Linked DNA regions of Homo sapiens: region 2 is linked to region 1. A link is a contact called in ENCODE POLR2A ChIA-PET data. All regions are on one chromosome and are shown on one strand. Each heading gives the region's core, a stretch centred on a gene start or an enhancer-like site at or near the end of the contact. The rest is flanking DNA. Distances are from core to core; before and after follow the strand shown.

Region 1 (5,785 bases), core at 1,422-3,921:
CCAGCTCCCCCTTTAGCCTGAAGGGGCCGATCCTGCAGGCCCCATGTCTCCCAGCAGGGCCCGGGACTCACATTTTCCACATTGATGTTGGCCTTCGCGCTGGTCTCCATGAACTTGATTCCATAGTCGAGGGCCAGCTGTGAGAGAGGGAGGCACACGCATGAGCACACCAGCCGCCGGGCGCATCTGAGCTTGCCTAAAACAGGAGCTGAAGGCAGGGCCGGCGCCAAGAGGGAGCAGCAACAGGGCTGGGGCTGTGGGCGTGACTTCCTGGATCACTCCCTCAATTCTATAGTGAATGCCCCTCCACAGGGCCTCACAGGGCATGGAGTTGCTGGGGATGGCAGCTGAGATGGGAGGGTGGCGGGGACCTGCTGGGATCAAACTATGGCTCTGTTCCCCGCTCCTGTGGTCTTGAAAGTCTGGAGCGGGGCCATGGTAGGTTTTGATGAGATGCCCGCAGAGTGCACCCAAGAAGCCCCGGCTGGGTGTGTGCTTCTGTCATCCCATGGCACGTGCCCCACTGGGGTGACCAACTCGTCTCAGGCCCCTGGGGCAGAGGAGGGACAGGGGAAGGCCTCTGCACAAGAACCCCAAGACCCCGAGGCCCTCTGCCCCTTGTGCCACCATGCCCACCTTTTCTCCCCGTTCCTTGGAAACTTGTCTCTTGTCATTCACATCACACTTGTTCCCGAGTATCATCTTTTCGACGTCTGCAGAGGCGTGCTGAGAGGGAGGGGGACAGACGGGGGATCAGACCGGATGACACAGGCCAGGTGCCTCTGCCAACACACAGTCTGTCCCCAGAAATCAGAGCGGTGGGGTCAGGACTGCTAGGTACAGCCTGGTCTAAGGGACAAGCTGAAGCTCAGAGAGGCCAAGCAGCCGGCCCCATGTCACACAGCCAATGCCAGGGCTGGGGCCAGGGTTCTAGCTGCTACTCTGAGCAAATGCACATTTTCTGAAATGCTTTCTGGCAGCTTCTATGGCTGTATCAATCAAGCCCCCGCACCTGGGATGCTGGGCGGGTCTAGCCTATGGGAGGTGAGTGAGGCTGAGATATTTACCCCCCGACCTTGGCTTTCCTCCTTCCCTCCCTGGCTCCTCTGCAAGAGGCCCCAGCTGTTGTCCTGGGACCTTCTGCTTTGACACTTTTTTTTTTGTTTTTTTTTGAGATGGAGTCTCGTTCTGTCTCCCAGGCTGGAGTGTAGTGGCATGATCTCGGCTCACTGCAACCTCTGCCTTCAGGTTCAAGCGATCCTCAACCTCCCGAATAGCTGAGATTACAGGCATCTGCCACCATACCAGGCTAATTTTTTGTATTTTTAGTAGAGACAGAGTTTCGCCATGTTGGCTAGGCTGGTCTCAAACTTCTGACCTCAGGTGATCTGCCCGCCTCAGCCTCCCAAACTGCTGGGATTACAGGCATAAGCCACCTCGCCTGGCCCTGACATTTCAACTATTTTTGGGCTCCAGAAACAGGCCGTGCCTGAGGTGGTCGCAACTCGAGGCCGTCACCAGCTGCAGGCACTTCACCACCCTGTCTGATGTTGCCCAAACTCTGCCCTCATACCCAAAGGCAGCTCCTTCGTCAAGTCTCCCTGGGTCCCCATGGAGCGGACCACGCTTCCTGGAGGACGGGGACACTGGAAACTGCTGTCTTCTTCCACCAGCTCAGACTTGGTCTCTGGAACCTACTGCGCCACTCCCTGCCTCACTTCCCATGAACCAGAAGGTGGCTCCTGCCCGCTGGCCAGAAACAGAGACCTTTCACAAAGACCAGGCTCTCCTCCTCTCCACGGATGAAGACAGCTTTCCCAGCTGGGGTGCAGCCCTGCACTGGCAAATTTGGCAGCACAGCCCTCTCAGGGTCACTGGGGAGGTGAGCCCAGTGCAATGACTCACAAATGATGGGGTGGCCTCTCGGCCTGGCCTGGGAGGTCCATGAGTCCTGGGTGGACAGTGATATGCCCTTTTGCTGTGGTTTTATAGATGGGAAAAGTTCTCTGGCTGTGCCTCAGACCTGAAGCCCCACATGGTTAGTTATAGAAAGCTGCAGGTGCCGGCAGCCAGGAAGGCTTTGGGGGTGAGGTCAGCTCTTTGGGGAGCAGAAGATGAAGATGCTGGCTTTGGGAGGGGAGGAGGGGTTGGCCTACTTCTCACTGCTCTATGGTTCAAGGTCTGAACACAGGTCGTTTGTACCAGGTCACACCCTGCTCCGATATAGCTCAAAGTACAACTGACGCCTGCTCACCACACCCTCCAACTACAAGGGTCACACCTGTGCTAGACCCTTCCTTCTCTAGAAAGCACCCAACACTCATGGTGACCACAAGCTTGGATATCCTTTCTCTTATAACCATGACACTGGCCAGATCCAACAGCCTAGCTGGAGGGATGGGCTCCGAGGGGCTCCGGGGTGGGGCCAGGCCAGTGTGTGGTCCCTGGGGCCGGCTGCTTGCATCTCAGTCCCTGCTCCCACCATGTCCCTGACTAGGAGGCTGTGGGCAAGTGGCCTGTATGTGTCTCTGCACCTTGGCCTTCTCATGAGTAAACCAGAGGGCTCTGGGACAAGGACTGAAGCAGGGACAGTGGGAGGAGCCGGAGGGCCTCACCTCCTCAATGTTGCGAATCCAGTTCCGGATGTTGTCGAAGGACTTCTCGTTGGTGATGTCGTAGACCAGCATGATGCCCTGCGCGGGGAGAGAAGACACAGGTGCCTGATCGGCTGCAGGCTCTGGAAGGGAGGCCTCAGCGGCACCAGAGAACAGTGGTGGGGAGCCCAGCACCCACTGCACAGCCAGGCCCATTAGCTGCCGCCCTCCCCACCTCTGTGGAGCCCCGGAAGCCAGCCCCCTCCTCTCCATCCCTGTGGCCCTTCTTTCTGCTGGGTTCTGGCACCAGCCTTGTCCTGCCCCCCGGGCCGCTGAGGTGACCCTTCTGCCTCACAGGCCAGCCCCTGCCACGCACTCGCTGACAAGCCCGGCTGGCTCCCCTCATGGCCCACGGGGTGGTGCAGCCTGACGGTGGGAGCCGGTCCACAGGCCCACTGCCAGCAGCACTCCCCTCACGCTGACCCTCCCCTGCAATCGGCCTCCTCTTCACCCCTTGCTCACCCCACGCTCTGCCTGAGCCACCTACCAGGCACAACTGAGCCCAGGAAGTCCTGACCCGACATCCACACAACTTCCAGTGACCCCACCACAGAGGGAACCGGCTGTGTGAAGATGGAGCCGAGAGTGCCAAGGCCCTTCCAGTTCCCTAACCTAGACGTGAGCAACTGGGAGACGGCTCGTGGGTCCTGGAAGAGCTTCGGGGCAGCCCCGCCTCAGCCTGGGTCCACAGCCTCGCTACTGCTGTGGACAAGCGCAAACATGCCCATGCGATGCAAGGGGAAACTGAGGCACAGAGACGTGACCTTTAAGATTCAAGCACGGGGGGCGGGGGGGGGCTAACTCCAAAAGCACTGATGACACCTATCCTCTCAGCAATATCCCTGGGCCTTTTTCAGCCCCAGAACCCACATGTGGGGGCCACCCTCTGACGGTCTGTGTGGTTCTCGATGTCCTTGTGGAGTGCCCACAGCGGGCCAGCCTGCAGTGCCATCACAAGTCCCCCTTTGTTGCCGGGCATCCTGGGCTCCAAGGCACGTGGCCTGCTCATGGCCAGGCCTGGATTTCTTCCTTCCTCCTCGCTACCTGCTCCCCAGGCCCAGCCCTGCATCTGTGGCACCTGAGGGCACTGATGACTTCTGCTGCTGGCCAAGTTGTCTGGGGCCATCCAAGTTTGCAGAATAAGGACACGGGCCATGTGGTAATGGTGAGACAGATGTGGGTGCAAGAGTGTGGGACAAAAACGACACAGATGGGGCAAGAAAGTCACTGCAACCCCAAATCCTCCTGGGAATTCAGGGACATGAATAATGGCCTCACAGTCAGCCGCAACCATGGCGAAGAACCTCAAGGCTGCAGTGGCCCATGATGTCTGCCATGCCCCATCCACGGTGGGCACACCCTGTGACTGTGACATGGTCAGGGACAGGGGGCGTGGGGCCCTTTATCCGGGGACTGGACCCTCTGAAAGCCCAGGATTCCTGCCTTCACCACTAAGTTGGTGACATGTGCCTAAGACTCAAATTCCTGGATTATACCTATTTCAGGGAGCTGAGGGGAGAACCTGGACGTTAGTGGGGCAGTGGGTAGAGCTCTCTCTTAGAATCAAGCAGAAGCACCTGGAAAACACTGAGCCAGCCATCCTATTCCAGGTTTTCCTGGAAACACCCCTCAGGGCTCCAAGTGACTATTTTCCAGGGCCCCGTCTGGGCAAACCTCACCATGGGTCTCTAGGCATCCAATGCTTCCCAAACTTGGGATTTTGAGGCCCAAGGGTCTATGAGCATGCTGACAGAGATGAGGACACAGCTGCAATGGTGGTGCTGTCCCATATGACTGATACTGGCTACACAAGGCTCTAGGGCATCAGAAACATAGCTGCTTTGACCCAAGGAGCTGGATTTTCAATGTTTTTTAAAATTAATTAATTAATTAAGTAGTTAAGCGACGGATACTTGCTCTGCTGCCCAGACTGGAGTGCAGTGGTGCAACCTCGGCTCACCGCAACCTCCGGCTCCCAGGTTTAAGCGATTCTCCTGCCTCACCCTCCTGAGTAGCTGGGATTACAGGCATCCGCCACCACGCCCAGCTAATTTTTGTATTTTTAGTAGAGATGGAATTTTACCATGTGGCCAGGCTGGTCTCCAACTCCTGACCTCAAGAGATCTACCCACCTCGGCCTCCCAAAGTGCTGGGATTACAGGCATCAGCCACTGCGCCTGGCTGGATTTTCAATGTTAATTGGGTAAATTCAAATAGCCACATGCAGCCAGTGGTGGCATCTGTTCAGGTTGGCCTGGGTCTAGGAGGATGGAAAGCCACGATCATCTTGGTGCTGGTTGAGGATGTGGGTGCTAGAGACAAACAGCCCAGCCCAGCCTAGCCATTTACCTGCTGAGTGAACTTCAGCGGGGCAGGCCACCGGGCCAAACCTCAGGTTCTTTGTTATAAAACAGGGATGACAATGGCGCCTGCACAAAGAGGTTCACAGCCAAAATGCAATGAGATAATCTGAGCTAAGACCTGGGCCCACTGCCTGGTGCAGGGGAGGGCTTGGTGGTCAGGGCAGGGTGGAAGGTGGCTATTTGGGCCCAGAGAAGATCGGGACAGGCCCCAGGTCACAGTTTTCTCCAGAGGCTGAAGCTCCCCAAGACCCCAGTGCCCTCAGGCCGCCTGCCCACCCTCCACCAGAGAACTGTGAGGTGGGGGGAAAGAAATACATTAATTTTACTGAGGCACACTAAGGCTGCAGCCCACACGAGTGGGTTGCCATGAGGTTTCGGATGCCGTGTGGGATGCTCTAAACACATAATGCCTCCTTCCATCTCCACCCTCCACAAGTCTTTCCTGAGCAACTACTGCAGACCCAGCAGGTTCCCCGGGGCCAGGCAGATGGCAGGGACCAGGATGTGGCGCTGCCCTCATCGAGGAAACAGGCAGCTGCCTGAGCAATTAAATGATGGGGTATGCGGAGGAAAGAGTGGGGAGCAGAGGGACCTGGGAATGGGGAGAGGCAGCCGTTTATCCTCAGCACAGCCCGAGACACAGTGCTGTGCTCCGTTCCCTTTTCCAAGTCAGGAGATGGAGCTCAGTGGGCAAGCCAGGGTCTCAGGTCAGGTCCAGGGGCTCCACCTCCTGCTCCCTCTACCCCTGAATGCCCTGCCATGTACACA
Region 2 (5,785 bases), core at 2,002-4,501, 1.1 Mb before region 1:
TGAAGTCAGGAGTTCAAGACCAGCCTGGCCAACATGGTGAAACCCCGTCTCTACTAAAAATACAAAAATTAGCTTGGCGTGGTGGGCACCTGTAATCCCAGCTATTTGGGAGGGTGAGCCAGGAGGATGGCTTGAACCTGGGAGGTCGAGGCTGCAGTGAGCCGAGATCGCACCACTGTACTCCAGCCTGGGTGACAGAGGGAGATTCTGTCTCAAAAACAAACAAACAAAAACAAACAAAGGCAAACGGGAAAGAATGAGGAGGGTTGTCATGACTGGGGGTGGATGTGGAGGCCAGGGATGCTGCCACCCTCCAGTGCACAAAATGGGTTTTATCACAGAGAATCATCTGCTGGCACAGCCCACGAGCAGAGAAGGTGCACTACGGAGCATCTCCCCAGGTACAGTTGGCGGGAGGTTCCTGCCTGGCTGTGTGCTCACATTTGTCTGGGAGCCCACACTCCTGCTCAGTCCCTGGCAAAGTCCCCGAGCTGTCCTCCCAGGGATGGAGTGGACCTCTGGGGTAAAGGAAGCCTGTGCCAGTGCTGAGCCTGGAGCCCCTGCTGGTGGTCCCACGGGGGCTCCAAGGGTCTCTCTAGAAACTTGTAATGTGAGCAGCGGGCTGTGTGTGCCTCTGAGACTCTGCTATGTAATCTCAGCCTCTGCCTTCTGGTAGACTCCTTGCACCGGCTACTCTTTGGGATGTATCTGAAAAGCACCCCTGACCTGTCGCTCCCTAATCAAACCTTCTCTGGGCCTCTCCATGTTCCAGATGATGTCCCTGCTCTTAAATGGCCACTTGGACCATCCTCACTGCTAATTCTCCATCCCCGGCTGCCTCTGGATGGACTGCTGCACCGTCCCCCATACTGCGTGGAGGCTGGGGCTGGATGCAGGGACACCGACACCCCTAAGAGTCCGGCATGGGCCTTCTCCTCCCAAACACCTTAGAGAAACTCACCTTTTCAGCATTGGAACGGATGCAGCGGATAAAGAAGGGCTCCGCCTTCCCCAGTGCCTCCAAGAGCTTGTTAAGGGATGTCTGTTAAGGGAAAGAGAAAGCATTTGGGTTGAATCAGGGACCCTGACAGCCGCTGTTCTGTGGGAGCAGACCTGGGACACTCTAGCATCAGTGTGGGGTGGATGGGGTCTGCACAGATGTGGGTCCCTGGTGGTGGGACACAGGAGGTTCCAGCTGGACGTTCTGACCCAAGCCTGCGCTATCCCTGGAAACCCTCGAGGGAGTTATGTGGTCCCCATGGTCCCAGGGCCACCAGTGCTTGTTTTTGCCTCAGGTGGAAGGCTGGGGCTGGGGAGGACCAGACAAACGCTTTCTGGAGATTTGAAACATGTGTCAACCTCAGAAGGGACCACGGATGTAGTGTTTTTTTTGTTTTGTTTTGTTTTTTTTTTTTTGAGACGCAGTCTTGCTCTTGTTGCCCAAGCTGGAGTGCAATGGCGTGATCTTGGCTCACTACAGCCTCCGCCTCCCAGGTTCAAGCAATTCTCCTGCCTCAGCCTCCCAAGGAGCTGAGATTACAGGTGCCCACCATGCCCAGCTAATTTTTGTATCTTTTTTTTTTTTTTTTGAGATGGAGTCTTGCTCTGTCGCCCAGGCTGGAGTGCAGTGGCGCCATCTCGGCTCACTGCAAGCTCCGCCTCCCGGGTTCATGCCATTCTCTTGCCTCAGCCTCCCGAGTAGCTGGGACTACAGGCACCCGCCACTACGCCCGGCTAATTTTTGTATTTTTAGTAGAGGTGGGGTTTCACCGTGTTAGCAAGGATGGTCTCAATCTCCTGACCTCGTGATCCGCCCGCCTCGGCCTCCCAAAGTGCTGGGATTACAGGCTTGAGCCACCGCGCCCGGCCAATTTTTGTATTTTTACTAGAGACGGGCTGTGCTCGGTGTCGGGTGAAGCTACACAAGCCTGAGGCTGAGCTGACCGCCACCTTCTGCCTCTCCTGCTCCACCTACCTGGAACTGGGCGCTGATGCTTGGTGGCTTTTTCTTCTTGTGCAGGTGCAGTAGGGACTTGGTGGTGCGGTCGTGCAGAGTCATGCTGATGATGAGTTTCAGGGACTTGGAGTCCAGTAGGTTCTAGGACAGACACATGGGGTCCGGCCTGCCCTCCCACAGCCCACACGGGCACGGGGAGGCATCACAGGTGTCCCCGAAGCCAGGGCAGAACAGCGTCCCCGCAGCGAGTGCCCGGGCAGCAGCTCTTAGGTTTGGTCTCAGGACCACACTATTGATGTGGGCCCAGTGGAATGAGGTGGGTTTGCACCTTGCACACAGCGCTGGTTCCGGGAGGGCTGATGACAGCCTCTTTCACAGCCTGAGTGGCTGCCCCATTTCCTCTTCCTCTGGGTTAGAGAGGAAGCCAGTGCTACTGAACCTGGCCGTCCCTCTCCTCTGCATAGCTCCTACAGTTTACATTACTTGAGTCAAGAAGGGCCAGGTCCTTTCTGTGCCATCCGCATGAGCTCATCGGACAGGCCACCATCATGTGTCAGCCAGTTCTATCAGCTGACAAGAGGAATTAGCCCTCTCCCATCTGCTAACTAGACTGCAAGGCTATTCTTACTCTTCTTGCAAATTTCTTAAATTGCTGCACTTGTATGTGGAAACGAGACAGAGCGCTTGGGAGGTTCTCTGTCCTGTCTGGAAGCAGCCCAGTAGCCAGGGACTGAAGATGGGGGTGTTAAACGGAAGGGTCCCATTACGTTGGGGCAGGATGAGCTCTGTGGTGCTATGAACCCACTAGAGCTCCCCATGGGACCAGGCTGAGGCCAGACTTCAGCTATGCTTACGCCCCTAGCTTCCTCCCTCACCCCTTCTCTCTGCCTTCTCACGTAAGCCCTCTTCCATAAGCCGCTGTGTGTGCAAATACCCCATCTCAGACCCTGCTTCTGGGAAACCCATAAAGAGACAGCTCTAAATCATCTCAACACGAGAACATTTTTTTTTTCTTGGAGGGAGGGGGAGATAGTGGGAAGGAGGAGGAAATGAAGTTGCAGAAGTGAAAGCTCTCAAGACGGGCAGAGAAGCAAGATATCTTGGAACGTGTCGCGCGGGGTGTGTTTTTTTTTTTACCTTTGGAATGATCTGCTTTTGTTTGATACCTTTACTTTTCCTGTCAAAATATTAAAAATGGTTTTGTGAACAAAAGGAACACAGTGTCGGGATTTGGGTTAGTTCAGCAAGCCACGCCTGGCGGGTTAGACTGAGAGACACAGAGAGAGGGGAGAGAGTGAGAAGGCGCAAGTGCAACAAGGCCACCGCCACCTCTCCACGCTGCACACCGTGGCGTGCCTCAGCCACTGTCTGTGGACACCAGTTTCCCTGGGTTGGCGGCACCCGGACTCTGCTGGTGGCTGCCCCAAAGCTGAGTAAAGTGTTTAGTCTGGGGGCCATTCGGATGTCTGAGAAGTAGGAGGGGCTGGCTAGGAATCTACAGGGTGGGACGTGCATCCAGCGGGGCTTGCTATGGAGGAACTGACATATCCCCCAGATCACAGCAGGATGCCGAGTGGGGCGGAGGGAGCCTGAGCAGTCCTGGTGGTGACCAGGTGACCAGGCTGTCTTTGCCATGTGCTGGTAGATGCCAAGCAGGCCCACAGAGGCCCTTCTGGAACCCTCTGCTGGCAGGGCAGGGACTTGCCCTGCAAAATAACCAAAATGGGGCCTGGGTGGGAGCTCCTTTCAGGATCATGCTGGTGGGAAAGAAGAAAACCAAAGCTGGCCAGGCGCAGTGGCTCACGCCTGTAATCCCAGCACTTTGGGAGGCTGAGGTGAGCGGATCACCTGAGGTCAGGAGTTCAAGGCCAGCCTGGCCAACATGGTGAAACCCTGTCTCTACTAAAAATACAAAAATTAGCCAGGTGTGGTGGCGGGTGCCTGTAATCCCAGCTACTCAAGAGACTGAGGCAGGAGAACTGCTTCAACCCAGGAGGCGGAGGTTGCAGTGAGCCGAGATCGTGCCACTGCACTCCAACCTGGGTGACAGAGAGAGACTCTGTCTCAAAACCCCCCCCAAAACCCAAAGCTGCTCTTTTGGCCGAGGTAAGGAAGGGGATAGCTCCTGTGTTCTCAGACACCTTATGGAATCTTGCAGACCAAGGGGGAAAATAAATAAATAAGTAAATATATTTATTTATTCAAAAGGCCTGGTGCCTTTTGAAGACCGGCTAAGGAGATGGTAACTTGTAGATCTGTGAGATGCCTAGCCATCCGTGGTTGCATTCAGTTTCACCTGAATCCCTGTGGGGTAAAATAAGGCACAACAAGGACAAAAGTTTGAGGCCGAGGTGGGCGGATCATTTGAGGTCAGGAGTTCAAGACCAGCCTGGCCAACATGGTGAAACCCCATCTCTACTAAAAACAGAAAAAAATTAGTCGGGTGTGGTGGTGCACACCTGTAATCCCAGCTACTTGGGAGGCTGAGGCAGGAGAATCACTTGAACCCGGGAGGTGGAGGTTGCAGTGAGCCAAGATTGAGCCACTGCACTCCAGCCTGGCGACAGAGTGAGACTCTGCCTCAAAAAAAAAAGGAACAGAAGTTTTAAACAGGCTCCCACTGGGTGCGGTGGCTCATGCCTGTAATCCCAGTGCTTTGAGAGGCTGAGGCAGGAAGATCGCTTGAGCCCAGGAGTTTGAGACCAGCCTGACAGCCTGGGCTATAACATAGCAAGATTCCACCTCTACAAACAATAAAATTAGACAGGTGTGGTAATGCGCACCTGTAGTTCCAGCTACTCTGGAGGTTGAGGCAGGAGGATTGCTTGAGCCCAGAAGGTCGAACCTGCCGTGAGCGGTGATCGTTTCACTGCTGCACTGTAGCCTGGGCAACAGAATGAAACCCCCATCTCTTAAAAAAGAAAAAAAAAAAAAAGGGCGGTGAATCATGCCTGTAATCCCAGCACTTTGGGAGGCCAAGACAGACGGATCACCTGAGGTCAAGAGTTCAAGACTAGCCTGGCCAACATGGTGAAACCCCATCTCTACTAAAAATACAAAAAATTAGCTGGAAGTAGTGGCAGGTGTTAGCAATCCCAGCTACTCAGGAGGCTGAGGTGGGAGAATCGCTTGAACCCGGGAGGCAGAGGTTGCAGTGAGCCGAGATCATACCATTGCACTCCAGCCTGGGCAACAAGAGTGAAACTCCGTCTCAAAAAAAGAACGAAAGAACGAAATAAAGAACGAACGAAAGAAAGAAAGAAAGAAAGAAACTGGCTCTCATTGGCTCCCATGCAGGTGCAAGCTTTGCTCTCAGCCAGCCCACACCCCAATGGCCACTAAAAGGCGAGATGTGGTGACCGCAGGTGGATGTCTTGTCAGCTGAGGCTGCTGCCTGCCTGGTGCTGGGTCAGCATAATGGAAGCATGAGAGTCATTACCCCATTTGCAGGCTGAAAGCAGAGACTACTCAATCCCACAGTGTGCTAACAGTCGGGATCCCAAACCGGTTTATGCACCTTCTGGGCTCTCCTGACTGGCTTATGTGGCCACCTGCAGAGATCAGGGCCACCCTCTCTGGGAAATCGCATGCCCTGCTGCAGATGGCTTCTCTGCAAACTCACAGTGGCAAAGGCGGGAGCAAGCTTTGCTCTGCAAGCCAGATAGGCACGGGGAGGAGACGGAGGATGGCACGTTTGCGGGTGGAAAATTAGATGCCTCGAAGAAGGAGTGCTCCTGGGAAGCTGCCCCGTGTGCTGGGAAGCCGGCTGTGCCTGGGCCACAGTGCAGACAGAGGCCAGGGGTGTTATTGATTGGCATTTAGTGATGG

The links. ChIA-PET counts read pairs that join two places held with the same protein, here RNA polymerase II (POLR2A).
Region 2: POLR2A ChIA-PET joins it to region 1 with 17 read pairs in activated CD4-positive, alpha-beta T cell. The contact joins two enhancer-like sites. POLR2A ChIA-PET finds 5 or more read pairs at or near these places in 2 of 52 experiments (activated CD4-positive, alpha-beta T cell and activated CD8-positive, alpha-beta memory T cell).

The regions. Positions count from the first base shown.
Region 1 is chr19:16,122,378-16,128,162 of GRCh38, reverse strand. RAB8A (RAB8A, member RAS oncogene family) reads right to left here. Exons shown (of 8, transcript NM_005370.5): 4 at 2,616-2,693; 5 at 637-726; 6 at 72-137. It overlaps HSH2D-AS1 (HSH2D and RAB8A antisense RNA 1), which reads left to right. Exons shown (of 2, transcript NR_199156.1): 2 at 1,176-5,785. Among named protein-coding and RNA genes, the nearest start is that of RAB8A, 13 kb to the right of the region's middle. Within about 2 kb of position 2,671, at least 2 of the 41 ENCODE cell types and tissues checked have a DNase peak (open chromatin) inside an H3K27ac peak, as active enhancers do.
Region 2 is chr19:17,181,178-17,186,962 of GRCh38, reverse strand. It overlaps MYO9B (myosin IXB), which reads right to left. Exons shown (of 40, transcript NM_004145.4): 16 at 3,095-3,134; 17 at 1,976-2,098; 18 at 962-1,042. Among named protein-coding and RNA genes, the nearest start is that of USE1, 31 kb to the left of the region's middle. RefSeq lists enhancers at 2,448-2,657, 5,206-5,785 and a silencer at 5,409-5,703. Within about 2 kb of position 3,251, at least 8 of the 41 ENCODE cell types and tissues checked have a DNase peak (open chromatin) inside an H3K27ac peak, as active enhancers do.